Linked DNA regions of Homo sapiens: region 1 is linked to region 2. The links are chromatin loops, found by intact Hi-C in ENCODE. Cell type or tissue: A673. All regions are shown on one strand.

What was found. Hi-C counts contacts between places; a loop is a spot of excess contacts. Peaks named below come from ENCODE experiments on the same cell type or tissue, not always from the same donor. Only the 100,000 strongest peaks of a DNase experiment are listed, where the experiment ranks them.
Region 1: a loop joins it to region 2, with 4 times the contacts of the local background. A loop is called at or near these places in 18 of 110 quality-filtered maps.

The regions. Positions count from the first base shown.
Region 1 is chr11:34,488,508-34,496,507 of GRCh38, forward strand. It overlaps ELF5 (E74 like ETS transcription factor 5), which reads right to left. Exons shown (of 7, transcript NM_001422.4): 3 at 4,972-5,205; 4 at 1,502-1,552. Among named protein-coding and RNA genes, the nearest start is that of ELF5, 21 kb to the right of the region's middle. RefSeq lists an enhancer at 7,641-8,000. In A673, CTCF peaks have their summits at 4,522 (motif pointing left) and 4,725; DNase peaks (open chromatin) are centred at 4,494 and 7,750.
Region 2 is chr11:33,983,933-33,991,932 of GRCh38, forward strand. No RefSeq gene overlaps it. Among named protein-coding and RNA genes, the nearest start is that of CAPRIN1, 64 kb to the right of the region's middle. RefSeq lists an enhancer at 5,817-6,388. In A673, CTCF peaks have their summits at 950 (motif pointing left) and 4,253 (motif pointing left); DNase peaks (open chromatin) are centred at 939 and 4,229; H3K27ac peaks cover 2,767 bases.

The DNA.
Region 1 (8,000 bases), 500 kb after region 2:
AGATATTAGCACAGGGCCTGGTTCATAGGAAGCACTCAATAAATGCTAGCTGTCATCCTCATCCTTATCCTCATCATCATAATCATCAGCACATTGAATCTAACTGTGGCTAGTTATATATTCAGGTTACACCTACTTCAAAAGAACTTACTGGACACACCTTCTCTTTCCATTGTATTAGCTTCCTTTTGTCGTGTGGAAGGCAGGCTGGTAAGTGATTCCTATTTGTAGGTGAAGACACTGACCCCTGGAGAAAGGGTTGGTCAGGTCTAGGTCACTACTACTTAGAGAGTAAAGCAAATGCCTGCCTGTGGCTCAAGCCTTTGGCCACAGTAATGTCTCCCAGGCTTCACAGGCTCATTTCTTCCAGGGGCTTTGACTGGGTTAGGTGTGGTGGTAAAAGCTGGGATTTACATCCCCCAGGCTGCTGCAGATGGATCACAAGGGATTCTACCAGCACCAGGAAACAGTGTGTGAGCTTTGTTCACAGGTGGGTGAGATGCTACACCCCGGGGCCCCGAGTGATGAAACCTGGCAGAATGCAGAGCTGCTCGTGTGAGGGCAGCTGCGGTCTGCAGAGCAGGGTGCACCTGCTTAAGCCCGTAGCGTGTGGTCCACGAACTGGCCATTCCTGTGCTAAAGCACCAAAAACAAAACGAAAAACGAAATTCCAAAAACTTTTGTTAACTAGGATCCAAGTAACGTGAGTCCTCAGTTGATTGTTTGGGACTGTAAGGAGGAAAAAATCATAACCCATAAGAACAGTCCCTCTGTGTCTGCCCCTCCAGCTTGCAGCCCTCAGAGGCCTTGGAAATCACCATGCGCTCTGCTCCCTCTCTGCAGATGACTGAGCTGAAGCCCATGGGGGAATGGGGTTTGCCCAGGACCACATTTCCTCCTGGCCTCTGGGCCAGGGACTCAGTAACTAATAGTAATCATCATTGTCATCTTTGAAAAATGAAAGCACCAAAGATCCCTTTCCCGAGCCTTCTTCATCTGCCCAAGTGAAACAGGGAAGGTTAATCATCAGCATCAACAAGGCTATTTGAGATCCTCCATCGTCTTATAATTATAAACTCTACCTGCTTAGTGAGCTCAGAGTCTTCTTAAGCATTATGAACCACAAGGCTTCTAATAGTATTATTAATGTATGACAAATGGATACTGGTTTGGGAGCATCTACACTGGTGGCGCATGCTGGGCTCTTTGTGTGCATCATTTCTCAAACTTACCACGACCCACAAGGGTCACACTATTTTACAGATAGGGGAATGGAGTCTCAGACGATAAGCAATCCATAGACCCAAGCTATGGTCCTACAGACCCACACCCACGCTCTTTCTGTCACACTCTTTCCACCACGCTTTTCCCCACTGCTTTCTCCAGGTCTGGGATTGTTTTGGTTCATCAGCTTTTCAGTATGATCCTAAAAGAATGGTCAAGCCCATGTACCAATGACAACCTTGACAGAGCCTTGGGTGGCTTGCGCTTGGTTACTTACAGTCTTTGATGGTGGCCTTGCTTTCTTCAGCGTCATTAAAAAAGGAGTAACCTGGGAAAGAAAAAGAAATCCAGAAACCATACCATGCAATCCTGGTTTCCACTGGCCAGGCCAGGAGAGGGGGTGTTGGAGGGAAGTGGAGTGACTGTCCCTCTTGAGGTTGGTTACAATTTAGAGGGAACCTTGGAGACCATCTGGTCTTAGAGTGTCACCCTGAAGCCATCCCTGAGAGGTGATAATTTCCTCATTATTAAAGGTCATTTGGAGGGAGCACCCAGAACCAGGCTTCCCAGCAGCCTCTGCAGATTTTCTGAGCAGGCACTGGGGAGTAAGCTCTGGTCTGGGGTCCAGGGCTGGGCTCTGAGCTGGGCCGGGCTACTGATCCCTGTGCAGCCTTGCTCACTCAGTCTCTGGGCTTGTTGGTTTTTCTCATTGACATCACGAGATAAAATACCCACTAAGCTCCCCTGTGGCTAAGAGTCTATAGTCTCTGACATGGCCTCTAATCCCTTGGGGATTGGAATGCCTGTTATGTGCTGGTCAGTGGGGAGAATGGGCATAGGAGGTTGCAAGAAGTGCAAAGCTCTATGTGAATGCTGAGTTTAATGAGGATATGGAAGATGATGTCAGGACCTTGGTTCTCTCCTCTGTAGAATGGGGTGGGCTGGGGTTGAATGAGGAGTTTGAGATTGTGTTTTCACATAGCAGTTTAGGCTGAAGGATACCTATGTCCTAGCTTGGTCCAACACGAGGACTAATCTCTACTTGCTAAGCAGACTGGAGCAGGGCACAGTTGTGATTTTTTATTCTTGGCGTCATGTTCTCATTGGTTTTGGTCAGCCACGCGCCTCAGTTGACTCTGTCCAAAGGGCCGACTGAGAACAGGATGGGAGATTGAAGAGGGGCTCATTCCCCTCCTAGGCTGTGGAAGCCAACCTCTGACCTTGCTTCCCAGCAACCAGTGTCCCCAGGTTGCTAGGCCCTTAAATCCTACTGCAATACCTACCGAGCTGGATGGTGCTGAGGCCTTACAACCCCCTTCCAGCTCCTCTCCTCCATAAAACTGCCTTATTCTGTGTCCTGTTCTGCCAGAGTCAAAACCTATGGGGTAGTATAAGGCATACATGAGGTAATAACCCCCAGTCAACTGTAGAATTTATGATCTAAATGGAGACACTTTTGAGGATGAAAGGTAGTGCTATGGTAATAATAATTACTCTAGGATCACAGGCAGAAACGATGTCTCCTGGGCAAATGGGAGACAGTGTGAACTTTGATCACAATATATATATCTCCACAATCTACAATCCACATATCTGATTGAGAAACATTAAAAGAGGAATTTCAGAATGGAGTAGATTGGTGGAGTAGATAGTTTTACTGCTCAATATGGAACACTCCTGGCCTAGAGAGTGCTTGAAATCCCACCATTAAAGGTGGCATTGTGATTGCAGGAATTCCTTACAATAAGAAGAGGTAATGTATGACCTATTAAAAAGCAGTTGGCTTTTTTAGGTTTAGCCTATTAGTTTTGCACAGGGCCCTGGGGTAATAAAACCAGGGACAGGTTTGTTTTTTTTTTTTTTTTCAGGATTTTGCTCTTTTTGCCCAGGCTGGAGTGCAATGGTGCAATCTCGGCTCACTTGCAACCTCCACCTCCTGGGTTCAAGTGATTCTCATGCCTCAGCCTCCTGAGTAACTGGGATTATAGGCACGCACCACCATGCCTGTCTAATTTTGTATTTTTAGTAGAGACGGGGTTTCACCATGTTGGCCAGGCTTGTCTCGAATTCCTGACCTTAGATGATCTGCCTGCCTCAGCCTCCCAAAGTATTGGGATTACAGGCCTGAGCAACTGTGCCTGGCCAACAGGTTTTTTTTGTTTGTTTGTTTTTTGATGCAACCATTGCCAGGGAAGAGAGGTGCTTGTGGTGGGAGATGCCAGCACAGGGGCTGCACAAGAGCATGGAGACAAATGAGGTTGACTTGACATTTGGCCAAGCTGGCATTGCCAAACTGCATCTTTTTCCAGAATAAAATACACCCCTCTCTGTGGCCCTAGGATTTTTGTGCGAGCCTGTTCCCTTGGGAGGATCCTAAATGGAGTCCCAAGCTCCTTCTTCTGGAGCCGTTGTGACTTGGTCAAACTTGTCCTCTTTCAGGGAGTGCCCACTCTGAGCACAGGACACAGATCCCAGCTCTTGGCAGGTCATTGTCACTGGAGTTTTGGCTCCCAGGGCCCCAGCCATGTAGTGCCCAAGGGCCACCATTCTTAGCTTTTCTGCCTTCAAGCGCTCATGATGGATGAGGATCAAGAGGAGGCCAAAGAATCACAGAGCAGGAGGGTCCTCTGTGGTTTTTCTGTGCAAACAAGAGGCGCTGTCATATCCTCCTCTTCAAGCAGGGGGCTATTAGACTACTTGATTATCTCCAGTGGTGGGGATCGTCCTATCTCCTGTATCTTCTGAATTACCTTTTCAAAAGAAGGTACTAACCTTTAAAAAGATCCTTCTTAAAACTGAGCTGAGATAGGCTTCCTTTAACATCCTATAATATGCCTCTTGATTATATTAATGATGATGGAAAAACAGCTGCCATTTACTGCATTTCCATCTTCATATGCTGTTCTAGGTAATATTTCCCTGAATCCTCTCAAAAAGCCCATGGAGGTGTCATTATCCCATTGGACAGATGAGGCAGTGGGGATTCAGACAGCTTAAGCCACTCGCCAGAGGTTCCGTAGCTCGGAGTATTGGAGCCAGGGTTGGAACACAGGTCTTTCGGATCTCCAAGCCCTTGCTTTGTACTGACTTTCTGTGAATCAGCCCTGTTTGCTGTGTGACCTTGAGGAAGTCACTTAATGTCTCAGGATATCAGTTCCTTTATCTATGTGTGACTTTGAGACATTAGAGCTCGATGTTCTCAAAGAACCTTTCTGGATTGAAAAAATGTTCATCGACATTCTGCATGCAAAAGGCCTGTTGAAGAGTTAAATAATGCTATTGGCGCCACCTTCTGGCCACTTGATCCTTGACCATTAGGAATGTGATGAAATGATAATTAGTTGGACTCCTGTAGAAAAGGGAAGGTAGTCTATTTAATTTTATTCCTCTTCTGCTTAATGAGAGATGAAGCACAAACCTCTTTTTTGTCCATCCTGTGTGGTTTCAAATCATTATGAATATACTGTATTATTATCAGCCTGGTGCCTGGGCAGTCCCTGAACGTGGTGTCCGTTTTTCTTTCTCTTTTTTTAAATGCACTCAATTTGCATTTTTGTAACTCGCTCCCTTTTCCCTAAAATCCCCAATTCTGGCATACTAGCTTCCAGTTATTGAAGGTTTGGATTAACGAGAACTCCAGTTAGTAAAATTTTGCTGTGCAATTCACACGATGGGAAAGGACTTCTCAAAGTTGTTTGGTCCTAATCCTGGTCCCTCCCCTGGAGGTCTGGCCCTCTGAACACTGACCTTGTGTGCGGATGTTCTGGAGGATGAAGTACAGGTACTCGCCGCAGAGGCCAGCTGCCTCGACGAACTCCTCCTGTGTCATGCTGCACAGCTGCAGGCCACTGATGTTGAAGTTGCAGAAGGAGATGCAATTGGTGTCCAACTTGTACTGGTCGCAGCAGAACTGGAGCCACTCCCACACATGGCGCTTAGTCCAGTATTCAGGGTGGACTGATGTCCAGTATGAGTCACAGGCTGCACCAAAGGAGAAAGAAGTGAGGGACAACAGTCCCAAGACAGCCTTCGAGAGGGCCCCTGAAGGATGCATCAGTTAAGTAACATCCTCATTCCTCAGCCAATAAGTTGAAAGGGCCTCCAGCCCTGGGTGTTCTGCAGAGCCCAGGTCACCTTCTATTCTGCAGAGAAAACCAGAGGGACTGGATCCTACAGATGAACTTTGGCATCATAGAGGGAATGACAGGGGCAAGAAAGAACCAGTCTTGGTGCTGATGCTCAAAAAAAAAGGCATTTAGTGGAGAAAGAAAGAAAACAGCCCTTCAGTTATTTGATTCCAGATAACATGATATCAAAAGCACAAACTCAGCTGTTTGACAAGCTGGGTTGAAATTCTGATTCTACCACTTTCCGCTTGGCAAGGTCTGTGGACATTGAAGTCTCAGTTTCCTCATCTGTAAAATGGGGATAATATGCTCAATGCCCAGGACTATTATGGAGTTTGGGGTTAATGTATGTAGAATGGCACACAGAAACTTACCAACCAATTCAATAGTTACTAAATGCCTACCGTGTGTCAGAAACCATTTGAAGCTGGTTTTGATTCCCTATGCTTTAAAGGGCAGCTGCCCAATGCTGGCTATTTGTTTCTGCACAGTTACTGGCAATCTTGTGCCAAGAACCTTGGGTTATTAGACATTGCCCAGAGTCTGACAGTCCTTGCGTCACCATAGTAGGCACCTCCAGAGGAAGGTGGTCATGGGAGAGTTGGTTGTATTGTTGTTCTTGTGTTTTTGGTGGTGTTCAGAGTAATTTCTATCCTGAGATCAGAGCCCCCACTCCTTTAGAGGAGTCGTGTACATGCCTAGACAGTTGTGAGTGCCATCTGTCTGGGAGGCTGGCATGTGGCTTTGCCTGGCCCAGGGGTAGAGATTTGGTGTTCAACAGTTCTGTCCTTCTGTTCTTAGGAGAAATGGAAAGTGGGGTGGACATAAGGTATGGAAGAGGTGCTGTATTAGGTACTTGGTCAGGCTCTTTGACATAAACAATTATTGTATCTGCCATGGAAAACATTCATTCATTTATTCATTTCATTCAATAAATAAAAGCTTTAGTTTCCTTACTGGTAAAATTGGAATAATTACAGCACCTGTATCATAGTGCTGTTCTGCAGATTAAATGACTTAATATACATAAAAGTACCTGGAACAGAGCCTGGAGGATTTAAATGCTATTACAAACATTATTATTGAATATCTACTATGTGTGCAGCCACACGTTGTATGTTAAGGATTCATGGTGGACAGGTTTGGTCCCCCGTCCCCCAGGAGATCACAGAAGAGGAACTTGAAAGTCATGAAGGACTTTCCCAAGAACCCACGCCAGCGTGTGGCAGAGCTGGATTTGAACCCTAGCCTGAACTTGAAAGCCATTGCTCTCCCCACACCACCATACCGGGTCAGCACAGAGCAGAGATGGAACGTGAAGAGTGGCTGAGGCACGGGGAAAGCTGGAGAGAACACAACACGAGGGCCTGAAAAGAAAGGCAGAGAGCAGAGAGTGGCTAAGGTGACGATGACAGAAAGGGTCCCTCACATGTTATACCCCACAGCAAATAGCAGTGGTGCGATTTGCAGCGTTTAAAGGTGAGTAGAACTCGCACCATTGTCAGTTGCTGATGATTCCAGGCAGGAGGTGGGTCCTCTGCCTGTCAGGTGCTACTACTCACTCAGCACCCTCAGCCAGCCGAGGCGCTACGCGTTCTTGTCGTCTCAAGTTTCTCAGGTCCCCTCAACAATCCTATCCAGTAGGTGTAATTGGGCTATTCCACAAAAAAGGAAATAGAGGCTCCCCTTAAAACTCAAAGGTCTTCCAGAGATCTCTTTTACCACCGAAGGGTGGGTGGAGGGGCAGTTGATTTATTTTATTTAAAAATTTTCAGAATTTTATATGCATTAAGATCAAAGCGTCAATATTGTGCCAGGGTGCTTGAGGCTGATGTCGTAGCCTCTACCTGGCAGATAGGAAGAGCCAGGGAGCCGGTGAGACCGATGACTCAGGTCTTGCTCACTGGCCACTGGCTGGAGCTGGCTTACCAGGCCCGTGGGGGCTCTTCAGGGCAGGCAGGGGTTCCTGGCAGAACAAGGGGCCATTCCTGAGTTCGGCCTGAGCTTTCATCTACTGATTTCTGGCTTTAGTAAACCTGAGGGGCCTTTTGGACTTTACTGGCGTCCTGTGAGAGATGTTTATGAGCCTTGACATTTTTCAGCTGCGGGCCCTGCCCTAGATGGCCATCGGTGTGCGGCCGTCGGAGGGCACAGTTGATTTCATGGAAAGGTTTCGCCAAGGCTCTGTTCCCGTTTCCCTCCCCTCCCCTCTCTGCTTCCACCCCCTTGTTATTTTCTTTGGCACTTGAAGAGGGCCATATTGTTTGCGGAAGCCAAGGGGGCCTCAAGGATTCGGAGAAACGCCCAGGCGGGGAGTCGGCCCCACACCGGGGAGGTGTTGCTGGCGCTGGCTCCCTGCTCCTCGGCGCTCTGCTTTGAAGCTCACCCACAGAGCGGCTTTGTGTGCGGCCTCGGCCCCTGGAGGGGAGCCAGAGCCCTGCGGAGGCTCCCTCTCCTCATCCGCAAGCTCCTTCCAAAGCCCCAGAACTGGGAGGAAAATGGCTGCTCTGGGTGCCATGGCAGGCCTCTTTTCCGGGGGTCCCATCCTCAGGACGGGAGGAGAGTGGCAGAGCGGAGGCTGCCCAGACGAGGGACGCCGCTGTCAGCCCCTCCTCACCAGCCCCTCTCCTGCTCTTCTCTTTCAGGAGG
Region 2 (8,000 bases):
CATGATCTCAGCTCACTGCAACCTCCACCTCCCGGGTTCAAGTGATTCTCTTGTCTCAGACTCCTGAGTAGCTGGGATTACAGGCGCACGGCACCACGCCTGGTTAATTTTTGTATTTTTAGTAGAGACGGGGTTTCACCATGTTGGTCAGGCTGGTCTTGAACTCTCGATTTTGTGATCCGCCCACCTCAGCCTCCCAAAGTGCTGGGATTACAGGCGTGAGCCACCACACCTGGCCTAATTTTTAGTTTTTTAATATACAGTACAGTAATTTGCTCTTACTGGAACATGGAATGGGAAAGAAAAGTGGAAGATGAACCTAATGAAAGAAAAATAACACGCTGCATCTTTCATGAGACTCCAGGATAAATCCAGTTAAATGATATGCTAATTACACAGAATAGAGAAACAATTCTGGAATTATAATAATAAAATTACTAGCCTTTTCTAGTAAATGTAAGTACCACAATTTTCAATAGAAAAACACATTTAATATAGTGTGTAAAATACACAGTACCCCACCCCCAACCTAGGTTAGATTCAAAAAATGTTCAAAATTGAGTATAAGAATACGAATGACATTCTAACTTGGCCAGGCACGGCAGTTCACACCTGTAATCCCAGCACTTTGGGAGTCCAAGGCAGGAGGATCGCTTGAGTCCAGAAGTTTGAGACCAGCCTGGGCAACACATAGTGAGACCCCGTCTCTGAAAAAAAACAAATTAAAAACAAACAAACAAACAAAAAGCAAATGGAAGAGTATCAGAATTCTATAATTTAGTGGAAAAAAACATGTGGCTATCTTTTAGCAAAATGAATTTGGTTAATAATGTAACAGAAGTGTGTGTGTATATATCACTTTAGGACTGTGGTTTCTAGTTAAAATTTTAAAATTTGCTCTCCCAAGTTCTTTTATTGAATAACTCTCAAGTACCCTCTGGTGGATGAGATGAGGAATACTTTGGTACCAGAGGTGCCGTTTGTCACCTATTATGTGCCTAAAAGTAATCATAACCCACATCGTTAGGTTTACATAGATAAAGGATACAGGAATAACGATTAATTTTAAAGAAACACTTTAGATATTTATAGTCATAGCTAATGGCAAGGATTTACATTTATTTTCTGAGATGGGATCTCACTATGTTGCCCAGGCTGGAGTGCAGTGGTTTTCATGAGGGTGATCATAGCTCACGATAGCCTTGGATTCCTGGGCTCCTGCATCAGCCTCCTGAGTAGCTGGGACTATAAGTGTGCACCGCCATGGCTGGCTAAAGTTTACTTTTATATTTATTAATATTAATAGATATTAATATTATCTATTATATTATTAATATTATATTATTAAAATAAATTGACAAGCCAAAATATGTTAATATTAGATAATTAATAATCAATTATTAGATAATAATATTAATATTATATGTTATATTTTTGGCTTGTCAATTTATTTTAAATAACTGCTATCGGAAATTTCCCTTTTACTACTATCTTTGGAGTAAAAAATTAATATGATGGTTTTAGTCACCTTAAATAGGTCATTAAACATCTTTTCAAAGAACCCATAGGTAGGTTAAAGAAAAATATTAACTTTCACTCAAATGTAAATAATTTAAAAGGCCCCCTCCCCCTCCCCCTCCCCCTCTCCCCACTGTCTCCCTCTGATGCCGAGCCAAAGCTGGACTGTACTGCTGCCATCTCGGCTCACTGCAACCTCCCTGCCTGATTCTCCTGCCTCAGCCTGCCGTGTGCCTGCAATTGCAGGCGCGCGCTGCCACGCCTGACTGGTTTTCGTATTTTTTTGGTGGAGACGGGGTTTCGCTGTGTTGGCCGGGCTGGTCTCCAGCTCCTAACCGCAAGTGATCCGCCAACCTCGGCCTCCCGAGGTGCCGGGATTGCAGACGGAGTCTGGTTCACTCAGTGCTCAATGGTGCCCAGGCTGGAGTGCAGTGGCTTGATCTCGGCTCGCTACAACCTCCACCTCCCAGCCGCCTGCCTTGGCCTCCCAAAGTGCCAAGAGTGCAGCCTCTGCCCGGCCGCCACCCCGTCTGGGAAGTGAGGAGTGTCTCTGCCTGGCTGCCCATTGTCTGGGACGTGAGGAGCCTCTCTGCCTGGCTGCCCAGTCCTCACTTCCTGGCCATCCCATCTAGGAAGTGAGGAGCGTCTCTGCCCGGCCGCCCATCGTCTGAGATGTGGGGAGCGCCTCTGCCCGGCCGCGACCCCATCTGGGAGGTGAGGAGCGTCTCTGCCCAGCCGCCCCGTCTGAGAAGTGAGGAGACCCTCCGCCTGGCAACCACCCCGTCTGAGAAGTGAGGAGCCCCTCCGCCCAGCAGCCACCCTGTCTGGGAAGTGAGGAGCGTCTCCGCCCGGCAGCCACCCCGTCCGGGAGGGAGGTGGGGGTCAGCCCCCGCCAGGCCAGCCACCCCGTCCGGGAGGGAGGTGGGGGGGGTCAGCCCCCCGGCCCGGGCCAGCCGCCCCGTCCGGGAGGTGAGGGGTGCCTCTGCCCGGCCGCCCCTACTGGGAAGTGAGGAGCCCCTCTGCCTGGCCACCACCCCGTCTGGGAGGTGTACCCAACAGCTCATTGCGAACGGGCCATGATGACAATGGCGGTTTTGTGGAGTGGAAAGGGGGGAAAGGTGGGGAAAAGATTGAGAAATCGGATGGTTGCCGTGTCTGTGTAGAAAGAAGTAGACATGGGAGACTTTTCATTTTGTTCTGTACTAAGAAAAATTATTCTGCCTTGGGATCCTGTTGATCTGTGACCTTACCCCCAACCCTGTGCGCTCTGAAACATGTGCTGTGTCCACTCAGGGTTAAATGGATTAAGGGTGGTGCAAGATGTGCTTTGTTAAACAGATGCTTGAAGGCAGCATGCTCGTTAAGAGTCATCACTACTCCCTAATCTCAAGTACCCAGGGACACAAACACTGCGGAGGGCCCCAGGGTCCTCTGCCTAGGAAAACCAGAGACCTTTGTTCACTTGTTTATCTGCTGACCTTCCCTCCACTATTGTCCTAGGACCCTGCCAAATCCCCCTCTGCGAGAAACACCCAAGAATGATCAATAAAAAAATAAACTAAAAAAAAAATAATTTAAAAGGCAACAACATAACCTAGCTATAATTTCTGCTTTAAGGAAACCTAAAAATGACAAACAGAAAGTCAGCATTTTTCAAAATATGTGCTGTGAGATACTAGTTCCCGGATGTGCTGGAGGGGGAGTAAGAGAAGGGTACCCTCTTAGTTGAGAGAAATTTCAGAAGATTAATTTCCTCCCTTTGTTTTGTTTCCACACTCAGATCGTAAGTTTCTGATAATTTGCTTTTTGTGCTACTTGCTCATGGGAAGAGCATGTCCTGGGCCACACGACACAAGCTTTCCAGGCTTTTGCTTCACAGCTCAAGTTAGCCTTGTGAAGCTAAATGTCAGCATTCATGGCTAGGCATGGTGGCTCATACCTGTAATCCCAGCACTTTGGGAGACCGAGGCAGGCGGACCACTTGAGGTCAGGAGTTCGAGACCAGACTGGCCAACATGGCGAAACCCTGTCTCTACCAAAAATTTAAAAATTAGCCAGGCATGGTGGCACATGCCTGTAGTCCCAGCTACTCGGGAGGCTGAGGCACAAGAATCACTTGAACACAGTAGGCAGAGGTTACAGTGAGCCAAGATGGCACCACTGCACTTCAGCCTGGGTGACAAAGCAAGACCATGTCTCAAAAAATAAATAAATAAAAAATAAATGTCAGCACTTATACTTATATAAAAACATATGCGTATGTTCTTGTATACATATAGTGATTTAGCTGAGTAGTTAATTTAGTCATAGCAAATACGCTTAACACTTTACATAGCAAATATGCATAACAAATACGCTTAACACTTTTTCTTCTTTAAGTGGAAGGGCCATAGTGGGGGGACTTTCACCTTCAAAGCTACACTTTCTCTAATATTTGAAATTTTTACAATAGCATGTTTAATGTATATAACCTAAATATATACATATATTTAAGTTACCATATTCAATTGTAGAATTTGAGAGGTAAAAAATATTTTCCCAAAAATGTTCCCAAATGCATCTCTCAAGCTTCCACATGCCCAGACTGGCAGAAAATCCAATTTTCCTAAGCACAGCCCACCTACCTCCTTCTCTGCAAAACTCCCCTGCCTCTGCTTGTATTCAAAGCACAAGCCCTGGCTGAATGTGCTTGCCAAGTCCCTAGAATTGAAGCTTAGAGCGCCCCCTTGAGCCTTGAGGGGCATCCACAGTGCTGCCCAGCTCTTATTCTTTAATATGCAACCGACGAACGTTGACTTGGTGTAAGAGACCCTCTTGTCAATGCTGCTGCTGTTGCTCCTCCCAGTGACCTTAGAGTTCTTTTTAGAAATAGTTTCTCTCACTGAAAAATATAAAAGTCATCTTCACCAGACTCTAAGCTTTTCTTTTTTTTTTTTTCGAGACAAGTTCTCTCTCCGTCACCCAGGCTGGAGTGCCATGGCACAATCTCAGCTCACTGTAACCTCCGCCTCCCGGGCTCAAGCGATCCTCTCACTTCAGCCTCCCCACCCACCCCCCACCCCCCGGGTAGCTGGCACTAGAGGCATGCGCCACCATGCCCGGCTAGTTTTTTGTGTGTTTTTGTTTTTATTTTTTGAGACAAGGTTTTACCATGTCACCCAGGCTGGTCTTGAACTTTTAGACTCAAGCGATCCACCCCCCTCAGCCTCCCAAAGTGCTGGGATTACAGGAATGAGCCACCATGCCCGGCCTTATGTATTATTTGTTTAAACTTCACAACATACCTCGATGATAGGTGCTATTCTTCCCATTTTATAGATGAGAAGACTGAGATTTGGAGAGCTTAAATAAGGGGTTTAAGGAGACATTGCATGAATGCTCAACTTCTTGGACAAATAGGACATGAAACTCATATGGAGGTGATTCTGTCAAAAGCATCTACGCAAGGGCTCTGCAGTCTACACCTAGGATGGGCTAAGCCCAGGTTTTCCACACTAGGATGTGTGGACTTTCTGGAATAAGCAGAATCCTGTAGGTACTGATACGGTAAGTAAACACAGTGTATCATCTAAGAGTATGTATTAGTCCATTTTCGCCCTGCTATAAAGACATATCCAAAAGTGGATACTTTATAAAGAAAGGAGGTTTAATTGACACACAGTTCTGCATGGATGGAGAGGCCTTAGGAAACCTACAATCATGGCAGAAAGCCAAGGGGAAGCAAGGCATGTCTTACATGGCAGCAGGTGAGAAAGAGAAGACAGGGGAAACTGCCAAACACTTTCAAAGCTTCAGATCTCATGAAAACTTACACACACCGTCACAAGAACATCACAGGAGAAACCACTCCCATGATCCAATCACCTCCCACCAGATCCCTGCCTTGACATATGGGAATTACAGTTTGAGATGAGATTTGGGTGGGGACACAGAGCCAAACCATATCAGAGTATCAGTTTTCCTTCAAGGTTTTTTGGGGTAAATGTTATTTTATAGTAAGACCAATGGATATATTAAGGAGCATAAATGAAACATTTTAAAATACTTTGAGATAAAAAGGCAAAAAGATAAAACTAAAGCCATCCCGTTGGTGAAAGATTGCATCACAAAATCCTCTAGGACAATGCTTCTCATGCTTTCACGTGCAGATGTCTCTCCTGTAGGCAGGGCCAGCTCCATGGGTGTGAGGCCTGTGGAGTCGCACCTACACTTGCAGATCCTGACTCAGCATGGCTAGGCTAAGGCTGCGATTCTGCAGTTCTAACGAGCTCCCACGTAATACCTGTTGTTGGTCCAAAGACCACACGTTGAGTGGCAAGACCCAGCCCTTCTCTCTATACCTCTGTTTGTTAACACTTAACCAGGAAAGTTTAAGAAGCAGTAGAGAAGGAGGGCAGTGAATCACAGCAGTCAAAATAATATAGTGAAAAGCGTGGGTCTTTACCACTACTTACTCTGTAAAATACTGAGAGGTGACAGCGTGCTGGCAGTCCTCAGAGCCCTCGCTTGCTCTCGGCACCTCCCCTGCCTGGGCTCCCACTTTGGTGGCACTTGAGGAGCCCTTCAGCCCCCCACTGCACTGTGGGAGCCCCTTTCTGGGCTGGCCAAGGCCGGAGCCCACTCCCTCAGCTTGAAGGGAGGTGTGGAGGGAGAGGCACGAGCCGGAACCGGGGCTGCGTGCGGCGCTTGCGGGCCAGCTGGAGTTCCGGGTGGGCGTGGGCTTGGCTGGCCCCGCACTCGGAGCAGCCAGCCAGCCCTGCTGGCCCCGGACAATGGGGTACTTAGCACCCGGGCCAGTGGCTGCGGAGGGTGTACTGGGTCCCCCAGCAGTGCTGGCCCACCGGCGCTGCGCTCGATTTCTTGCCGGGCCTTAGCTGCCTTCCCGCCGGGCAGGACTAGGGACCTGCAGCCCGCCATGCCTGAGCCTCCCACCCCCTCCATGGGCTCCGGTGCGGCCCGAGCCTCGCGGACGAGCACCACCCCCTGCTCCAGGCGCCCCGTCCCATCGACCACCCAAGGGCTAAGGAATGCGAGCGCACGGCGCAGGACTGGCAGGCAGCTCCACCTGCAGCCCCGGTGCGGGATCCACTAGGTGAAGCCAGCTGGGCTCCTGAGTCTGGTGGGGACGTGGAGAGTCTTTATATCTAGCTCAGGGATTGTAAATACACCAATCAGCACCCTGTGTTTAGCTCAAGGTTTGTGAGTGCACCAATCGACACTCTGTATCTAGCTGCTCTGGTGAGGACGTGGTGAGTCTTTATATCTAGCTCAGGGATTGTAAATACACCAATCAGCACCCTGTGTTTAGCTCAAGGTTTGTGAGTGCACCAATCGACACTCTGTATCTAGCTGCTCTGGTGAGGACGTGGAGAGTCTTTATGTCTAGCTCAAGGATTGTAAATACACCAATCGGCACTCTGTATCTACCTCAAGGTTTGTAAACACACCAATCAGCACCCTGTGTTTAGCTCAAGGTTTGTGAATGTACCAATCGACACTCTGTATCTAGCTGCTCTGGTGGGGCCTTGGAGAACCTGTGTGTCGAAACTCTGTATCTAACTAATCTGATGGGGACGTGGAGAACCTTTGTATCTAGCTCAGGGATTGTAAATGCACCAATCAGCGCCCTGACAAAACAGGCCACTTGGCTCTACCAATCAGCAGGATGTGGGTGGGGCCAGATAAGAGAATAAAAGCAGGCTGCCCGAGCCAGCATTGGTAACCTGCTCAGGTTTTCTTCCACACTGTGGAAGCTTTGTTCTTTGCAATAAATCTTGCTACTGCTCACTCTTTGGGTGCATGCTGCTTTTATGAGCTGTAACACTCACCGCGAAGATCTGCAGCTTCACTCCTGAGCCCAGCAAGACCACAAGCCCACCGGAAGGAATAAACAACTCCAGACACGCTGCTTTAAGAGCTGTGACACTCACTGCGAAGGTCTGCAGCTTCACTCCTGAGCCAGCGAGACCACGAACCCCCCAGAAGGAAGAAACTCCGAACACATCTGAACATCAGAAGGGATAGACTCCAGACGCACCACCTTAAGAGCTGTAACACTCACCGCGAGTGTCTGCGGCTTCATTCTTGGAGTCAGTGAGGCCAAGAACCCCACAATTCTGGACACAATACCACAGATTGCTTTTCTCCTGATGGCTCAGTTTCCTCCTCTGTAAAATGAGAATAACAGTCACCTTGTAGAATAGCTGTGTGGGTTAAATGTGTGTAAAGCATTTCACATTCAGTGTTCAGTAAAGACAGCTACTTTCAAGCTTTAAATGGTAACTAAACATAAGACCATGGTGGAAAAGAAAACATTCAGGATGCTTCTTTCTTCATGTTAATTGTGTTTCCCATTTTCCAGTCTCTCCTCCTTGCACCTAGGAAAAAACACTCTTGGAGACAGCAGTTCTGTAAAGGAAATATCATAGGACCTGCTTATTTTTTATTATTTTTTTTTTTTGAGAGAGAGTCTTGCTGTGTCA